2 separate regions of the Homo sapiens genome follow, and region 1 is linked to region 2. Evidence: read pairs that join two places in POLR2A ChIA-PET (ENCODE). Cell type or tissue: OCI-LY7. All regions are shown on one strand. Each heading gives the region's core, and the rest is flanking DNA. Links, peaks and the distances in the headings are about the cores only.

Region 1 (4,390 bases), core at 172-4,171, 86 kb after region 2:
GGTTGCTGCACTGAAAGAATTGAAATGGTTCCAACGGTGCTCCAAAAACAGCAGTCTAGGGTCTTCCAGGGGCACTAGAGGATCCCAGAGGCCTCTATAAGGTTTTTTAGCAGTTACTTTCATTTAACATTGGAGGAGAATATGTCAGAAGGGATAAAAGGGTCCCAGGGTGGAGTGGGAGGGTGCAAAGCCTCTTTGTCGCCACTTGGAAGCAGATCCACTAACTCTCCTGTCCCCCTTCACTTCCTGCACCTCTAGAACAAGCAGGGAGCTTAGGAAGCCTAGGATTTATGTCAATACAAAGGCAAGGAAAGGGATTTTTAAAGGCTAGAATTTAGGATTTTTAGGATTCAGTCCCTTTTTAGGTTTCTCTGCCTTGGACTGTAGGACAGGATTCTGAGTTCCTGTGTGTATTCATCCAAACTAAGTATTCTGGCAGTAAGTACCAAAATGTGTTTATAATGTGTTTTTATTTACACAGCACCCAAGCTATGTCATGCAAATACAGGTATAGGTAGTCTAGGTATGATGAGGTGATCCTTGTTCCTGTCTGTTGCTGCTGTTGACAGCCTGTGATCTCTCTTTAAAGAGCCCAGTGGGCTGAGGAATATGGGGAAATCTGGATAGTTTATCTTTTCCAAGGTTCTAACTCACTGCTTGGAGCAGAAGGGGCAACACTATCTTCCCTTTTCTGGTGACAGTGGTTGCTGTGGCAACGCTATTAAAGATGAAAGCCACAAAGGAAGGAGGAAACACAGCCCAAGAAGGGAGCGGGGAAGATTGGGCCTAGAGTTATAGGGGATCTGTTCCCCAGTAGTGGCAGCAGGAAAACAGCACCAAAGTTGCTACCGTTTTGAATGTCTAGGTGCTTGCTACCACAATACTATGTTTTGTTTTTGTTTTTTTAGACAGAGTCTGGCTCTGTTGCCTAGGCTGGAGTGGAGTGCAGTGGTGCGATGTTGGCTCACCGTGACCTCTGCCTCCCAGGTTTAAGCAATTTTCCCACCTCAGCCTCCTGAGTAGCTGGGATTACAGGTGCCCACCACCATGCCCGGCTAATTTTTGTATTTTTAGTAGAGACAGGGTTTCACCATGTTGGCCAGGCTGGTCTCAAACTCCTGACCTCAGGTGATCCCCCTGCCTTGGCCTCCCAAATTGTTGGAATAACAGGCGTGAGCCACCGCACCTGGCCGACAATACTATCTGGTGAGGCAAGGAATAGACTTACACAATCATTTTCATGACACAAAAGTGGACGAAAGGACTCAATCAAGGAGTATAGTTTGTTGACTCCTGAGTACTAATCTCCTTTTCCCTGTGGTGTATAACTTAAAAAAAGAGATGTCTCAGGGTTCCCAGAGGTTTAGAGCCATTCTCAGCACTTTTGGGGACAGACATTGGGAAGACAGGGAGATTGTGATTTCTAGGGCTTGTTTAGAAGGGGAAAAAAAAAAGTATTTATGAAACTCCTACGGTAGCAGAATAAGCCTCCAGGGCCCTTCGAGCAATCCCAGGTATTCTCTTCCTCTTTCAGTTCCACTTAGAGAAAAACTACTCTGTGGCAACTCCACTCTCTGATTCTAGTATTTTAACCCTGCAATAAATACCTCAGCATCTTGACCTAAACCTATTCTTATATTCAACCCCAGGTTATATTACTTTGGAATAATAACTATTTATTGTAATATGTGCTATGTATTTTACATACATTTTTCTCTGGTTCCTTTTACCTTTTTTTTTTTTTTTTTTTGAGATGGAGTCTCGCTCTTGTTGCCCAGGAGTGCAATGGCACGATCTCAGCTCACTGCAACCTCTACCTCCCAGGTTCAAGTGATTCTCCTGCTTCAGCCTCCCAGATAGCTGGGATTACAGGCATGCACCACCATGCCTGGCTAATTTTGTATTTTTAGTAGAGGTGGGGTTTCACCATGTTGGTCAGGCTGGTCTCGAACTCCTAACCTCAAATGATCCACCCGCCTTGGGCTCCCAAAGCCCTGGGATTACAGGCGTGAGCCACCATGCCCTGCCTTTTTACCTTTCAAGATAGATATTATCTCTCTTCTGCAGATGAGCGATCTGAGCACAGCAAAGCTAAGTAATTTACCCAATGTCACACAGCTAGGAATGACAGAGCTGAGATTTGAACAGATAGTCAATGCAGATCCAGGGTATGAATCCAGATCTGTCTGACTAGTGTGCCACATTGCTGCTCCCAGGAATTTGAAGCCTAACAGAATTTTATTTTATTTTTTTTCTTTTATCCTCATCCTCTATGTAATGGTAAGGCCTAAGCAAATTTTAATTCACATAAATATCCATTAAGTACCTACTATTACAAGACATGGGTTGTAGTTATTGTAGCCTAGACATAAACAAATGGAAAACATGGACTGTGCTTCAAAGGAAATAAAATCTATCAGGGTGCTGAGGGTGGGGAAGGGGGGGTAAGACATTACCTGTACCTGTAGTACAGGTAATATGAAATATACTTCATGAGAAGGTCTTTCCTTCATTCTCAGCTCTTTTTCAGGCACATATGTTAAAGTGAAGGAAAGCAATGACTTGGCTTCTGAATCCCTTTTCCACAACCTCTGAACTGGCTACAGAATGGAGGCCTTCAACTTCTGAAAACAAATTTGATTTCAGAAGTTTAGATGAGGTTGCAAATAAAACAGAGAGCTCCCTTCATTTATTTAAAAAATTATTAGTGTAAATCATATGTAAAGGATCAAAAAGGATCAATAGGAATTAATGATACAAAAAGGAGGCAGGGATAAGAGAACCATATGCCAAGGTCCTGAGGTGGGAAGGAACATAGTATGTTCCAGAGATGAGGTTATTGAGGTAATCAGAGGCTGAACAATGTAGAGCCTTTTAGGCCGTATTAAGGATTTTGGGCTGAGTGTGGTAGCTCACACCTATAATCCCAGCACTTTGGGAGGCCGAGGCAGGAGTACTGCCTGAGTCCAGGAGTTTGAGACCAGCCTGGGCAACATGGCAAAAACCCATCTCTACAAAAAATACAAATATTAGCCGGGTGTAGTGGTGTGTGGCTGTGGTCCCAGCTACTCAGGAAGCTGAGGTGTGAGGATTGCTTGAGCCCAGGAGGCCAAGGCTGCAGTGAGCTGAGATTGTACCATTGCATTCCAGCCTGGGCAACAGAATAAGACCTTGTCTCAAAAAAAAAAAATAAGGACTGGGCGTGGTGGCTCACGCCTGTAATCCTAGCATTTTGGGAGGCTGAGGAAGCTGGATCACCTGAGGTCAGAAGTTCAAGACCAGCCTGGCCAACATGGTGAAACCCGGTCTCTACTAAAAATACAAAAATTAGCTGGGCATGGTGGTGCATGCCTGTAATCCCGGCTACTCGGGAGGCTGAGGCAGGAGAATTGCTTGAACTCAGGAGTCAGAGGCTGCAGTGAGCTGAGATCATGCCACTGTACTCCAGCCTGGGCAACGGAGAGAGACTCTGTCTCAAAAAATATATAATAATAAAATTAAAAAGAATTTCATCTTTTATCCTAAGAGCATCAGTAACCACTTGGGTTGTTACAATTGCTCATGTCAGAGCCAACTGTGTTAGGGTGTGCAATGGTCTGAATGTTTGTGTACCCCCAAAATCCATATATTGAAATCCTAACCCCCAAGATGATGATACTAGGAAGTGAGGGCTTTGGGAAGTGATTAGGTCATGAGGGCAGAGCCCTCATAAATGGGATTAGTACCCTTATAAAAGAGACCCCAGGCTCAAAAAAAAAAAGAGAGACCCCAGGCTAGGCGCAGTGGCTCATGCCTGTAATCCCAGTACTTTGGGAGGCTTAGGCGGGAGGATCACAAGGTCAAGAGATTGAGACCATCCTGGCCAACATGGTGAAACGCCATCTCTACTAAAAATACAAACAAAATTAGCTGGGCATGGTGGCATGTGCTTGTAGTCCCAGCTACTGGGGTAGCTGAGGCAGGAGAATTGCTTGAACCCAGGAGGTGGAGGTCGCAGTGAGCTGAAATCGTGCCACTGCACTCCAGCCTGGTGATTGATAGAGGGAGACTCCGTCTAAAAAAAAAAAAAAAGAGACCCCAAAGAGATCCCTCTCCCCTTCTACCATGTGAGGATATAGCAAAAAGATGGCCATCTACATATGGAAAGTGGGCCTCACCAGTCATTAATTCAGGTTGTTTCCAGTTTTTGGCAATTACAAGTAGAGCTGCTATAAATATTAATTTACAAATGTATGTGTGAATATAAGTTTTAATTTCTCTTGGATAAATAACTAGCAATAGGATTGCTGGTTGGTATGGTAAATGTATGCTTAAGAAATTGCCAAAGTAGCTATACCATCTTGCATTCCCACCAACAACGTATGAGAGTTCCAGTTGCTCTGTATCTTTG
Region 2 (4,390 bases), core at 265-4,264:
GGAATTGGACTCCAAGAGGACACCCAGATTTCTAATTTGGACCACTGGGTGGTGCCATTTAATGAGAAACAAAACTTAGGAAGAAGCACATTTTGGGGAAGGGGTAGAGATGACAAACTTTAGACATAATGAGTTTGAGGTGCCTGTGAAGGCTCAAAATGAGATAATGCTGGGTTTAAATACAATACCAACTTTGAAACCCATTGGCTGTGTACTGAGCAATACACTCTGGATTTCATCTGTAAAATGAACTCTAGCCTTAAGGGGTTTTGTGATCATTAGAACTATGGAAAACTTTTGAGCACAAATAGAAGCCAAGACAAAGCCTTGATTTTTTTTATTATAATTTTTTTTTTTTGAAGAGACAGTCTCACTATGTTGCCCAGGCTGGTCTCAAACTCCTGGGTTGAAGTGATCCTCCCGCTATGGCCTCCCAAACTTGATTTTTTGTTTGTTTTACTTTTATTATTTTTTATTATTATTTTTAGCTTCTGATATAGTATAACTCAAAAAGCCTTGATTTTTTAAGAATATCACTGTGTAGTGGAAAAGACAGACTTAAACAGATCATTGAAATGTGGTTCTTGGCCTGGCATCATGGCTCACGCCTGTAATCCCAACACTTTGGGAGGCCCAGTTAGGTGGATCAGTTGAGTTCAGGAGTTTAAGATCAGCCTGGGCAATATGGCAAAATTCCCTTCCAAGAAAAATACAAAAATTAGCTGGGCATGGTGGCTCACAGCTGTAGTTCCAGCTACTCACAGGGCTGAGGTGGGAGGATCACTTGAACCCAGGAGTTCAAGGCTGCAGTGAGCTGATTGCACCACTGCACTACTCCAGCCTGAGTGATAGAGCCAGATTCTGTCTCAAAGAAGAAAGAAAGAGAGAAAGAGAGAAAATGTGGTTCTCCCAGAGGACCCTTCCTTTGAGCCTCTGTTCCTCCATCGCGTTCTGTCTTACAGGACTGACCCTCACTTTCTTTTTTTTTTTTGGGATGGAGTTTCTCTCTTGTTGCCCAGGCTGGAGTGCAACAGCATGATCTGCAGCTCACCGCAACCTCCGCCTCCTGGGTTCAAGTAACTCTCCTGCCTCAGCCTCCCAAGTAGCTGGGATTACAGGCATGTGCTACCACGCCCGGCTAATTTTGTATTTTTAGTAGAGACGGGGTTTCTCCATGTTGGTCAGGGTGGTCTCAAACTGCTAACCTCAGGTGATCTGCCCACCTCGGCCTCCCAAAGTGGTGGGATTACAGGCTTGAGCCACCGCGCCCAGCCTTCACTTTCTGTCTCCTTCTGTATCTAACCATCTTCTTTTTTAGAGTCAGAGACTCACTCTGTCACCCAGGCTGGAGTGCAATGGCATGATTATAGCCCACTGCAGCCTTGAACTCCTGGGTTAAGGTGATCCTCCTGCCTCAACCTCTCAAGTAGCTAGGACTACAGGTGTGTACCTAGCTAATTTAGTTTTTTGTGGAGACGGAGTCTCACTCTGTTGCCCAGGCTGGTCTTGAATTCCTGGCCTCAAGTGAGCCTCCTGTGAGCCACCACAAAGGCCTATCTACTATCTTCTGGCCATTCCTTTACATTAATTTGTAAGCTCCCTGTTTTCAAGAACCTTCCCTTCTGCTCTGTCTCACCCTGGCCACACCCTGGACTTAGTCATCACCTAGAACTGTTATGTTTCTGAAAACTTAAATTTTAACATGCTGGTTTCCACCACAACATCCTGTCTTTCAATATTCTGAATAAATCCTGGGGCCCACACTGGCCCAGTCATGGCACATAACACAATAGAAGAAACCCAGTTTAGTAATCAAAAACTAATTTAAATCTCTACTTAATTTCTCAAGGAAATATCAGAGACAGGGGAAAGGGGCAGTGGATTAGGAGCACATTTTAATGGACAGCCCAATGTCTTTAAAATCCTCTGTCTCGGCCGAGCGCAGAGACTCATGCCTGTAATCCCAGCGCTTTGGGAGGCCGAGGCAGGTGGATCACCTGAGGTCAGGAGTTCGAGACCAGCCTGACCAACATGGTGAAACCCTGTCTCTACTAAAAATACAAAAATTAGCCGGGTGTGGCAGCACACGCTTGTAATTCCAGCTACTCGGGAGGCTGAGACAAGAGAATTGCTTAAACCTGGGAGGTGGAGATGGCGCCACTGCACTCCAGCCTGGAAAACAGAGGGAGACTCTGTTGCAAAAAAAAAAAATATTCCTCTCCCTCTTCCATTCAACATTTTCTACTTGGATGTTATTTCTTCCCAAAACTATCCCTTCCAACTCCCCTCAGCCTACACTGTTGTTCCAGATCTCTCTCCCACTCAGCTCTTTCTCTTACCATATTATCCTCCAGTTTCTGGTTTTCTGGTCTGTTCTCTTTACCTCTTTACCTCACTTTGGTTTTGTATAACATAGAAGAACCTGAACCTGACCTAGCAAACAGAAATCATGCCCCCCTGACACCCTCCCACCATCCATGGGTTCCCTGCAGTCTTACAGCTTTCTTTTTTTTTTTTGGAAACAAGTTCTCATTCTGTCACCCAGGCTGGAGTGCAGTGGCACAATCACAGCTCACTGCAGCCTCCACCTCCTGAGTTTAAGTGATCCTCCCACCTCAGCCCCCACCCCATTCCCTGAGTAGCTAGGACTACAGGCGTGCACAAGCACACCTGGCTAATTTTTTTTTTTTTTTTTTTTTTTTTTTTTTTTTTGAGATGGAGTCTTGCTCTGATGCCCAGGCTAGAGTGCAGTGGCATGATCTTGGCTCACTGCCACCTTTGTCTCCCAGGTTCAAGCAATTCTTCTGCCTCAGCCTCCCAAGTAGCTGGGATTACAGGTGCCCACCACCGTGCTGGCTAAATTTTGTATTTTTAGTAGCTATGGGGTTTCATCTTCTATCTACTAGGCTGGTCTCGAACTCCTGGTCTGGTCTCGAACCAGAGACCAGATTCTCAAACCAGGCTGATCTTGAACTCTGACCTCATGATCCACCTGCCTTGGCCTCCCAAAGTGCTGGGATTACAGGCATGAGCCACTGCACCCTGCCTTTTTTTGTATTTTTTGTAGAGACCAGGTTTCATCATGTCCCCCAGGCTGGTCTTGAACTTCTGGCCTCAAGTGATCCTCCCACCTTGGCCTCCCAAAGTGCTGGGACTACAGGTATGGGTCACTGTGCCCAGCCTTACTGCTCACTTCTAGAAGGAGAGACAGGCACCTCCTCCAGAAACACTTCTGTGGCCTCATATTCTGTGCTAGGTGCCCCTCCTTGATCATGGCACCTATCACAGAAGTCTGAAATTTTTGTCCTACTTGACTGTCTCAGCCACCAGATTGTGAACTCTGAGGATTAGGACCATGTCTTTCCTTTTATCATCCCTTCAATGTAAGCCAGAACTTTTTGCACAAATTTACAAAATGGCCCTTAGATCTGACCTAGACAGTTCCTTGATATAACTGTTTTCTCACGTGAATGCAGGGGTTAGAAGTCAGGGAGCAGACAAAGGAAGAGATATAAGGAAAGGAGAACTGGCCTTTATTGACCACTTACTAAAAGCCAGACACAGTGCCAAACATTTACATCATCATATTCTTAAGTCTGGACCTCTCTATAAGGCAGGTAATAGTACAAACGTTTTGTAGGTAAGGAAACTGAGGTTTACAGAGATCAAGTAATTAAGGTTGCATCATTACAGGTAAGTAAGTAGCAAGGCTTAGATTCAATTTGACTCCAAAAATCCATGTCCTTTCCACATGCTGTGGAATGTTTACAATGTTTACAACCCATTGGCTTATTTATTGAACAAATAAATGGGATAAACAGTCAATTCTCAATGCACGATTAGGTCAATTAATATCTTTTACTCTTCAGATCCATTTTCAGGTGAAAATTCTTACATTTTCCGCTCCCTACTACTTATTTGCATCTATATTATCAACAGAATGTGTTGGCCAGGCACCCTGGCTCACACCTGTAATCCCAGCACTTTGGGAGGCCGAGGCAGGCAGATCACTTGAGCCCGGGAGTTCAAGACCAGCCTGGGCAACATGGAAAACCCCGTCTCTATACTAAAAATACAAAAAATTAGCTGGGCATGGTGGTGCATACCTGTAATCCCAGCTACTTGGCAGGCTGAGGCAGGAGAATCACTTGAACCTGGGAGGTGGAGGTTGCAGTGAGCCGAGATCACGCCATTGCACTCTAGCCTGGGTGACAGAATGAGAATCTGTCTTAAGAAAAAAAAGAAGAAAAAGAAAGGCAGGGGGGGAGGGGGGAGGGATAGCATTAGGAGATATACCTAATGCTAAATGATGAGTTAATGGGTGCAGCACACCAGCATGGCACATGTATACATATGTAACTAACCTGCACATTGTGCACATGTACCCTAA

The links. ChIA-PET counts read pairs that join two places held together with the same protein. Peaks named below come from ENCODE experiments on the same cell type or tissue, not always from the same donor. Only the 100,000 strongest peaks of a DNase experiment are listed, where the experiment ranks them.
Region 1: POLR2A ChIA-PET joins it to region 2 with 6 read pairs; 4 of 35 experiments call an interaction of 5 or more read pairs at or near these places.

What each region holds. Positions count from the first base shown.
Region 1 is chr1:161,266,821-161,271,210 of GRCh38, forward strand. All of the region lies in intron 1 of PCP4L1 (Purkinje cell protein 4 like 1), which reads left to right. Among named protein-coding and RNA genes, the nearest start is that of PCP4L1, 10 kb to the left of the region's middle. In OCI-LY7, for the core only: no CTCF peak of the experiment used is centred there; no DNase peak of the experiment used is centred there.
Region 2 is chr1:161,180,790-161,185,179 of GRCh38, forward strand. ADAMTS4 (ADAM metallopeptidase with thrombospondin type 1 motif 4) reads right to left here. Exons shown (of 9, transcript NM_005099.6): 9 at 3,513-4,390. Among named protein-coding and RNA genes, the nearest start is that of B4GALT3, 5.5 kb to the left of the region's middle. RefSeq lists enhancers at 1,576-1,635, 3,960-4,159. In OCI-LY7, for the core only: no CTCF peak of the experiment used is centred there; no DNase peak of the experiment used is centred there; H3K4me3 peaks cover 582 bases; H3K27ac peaks cover 1,236 bases.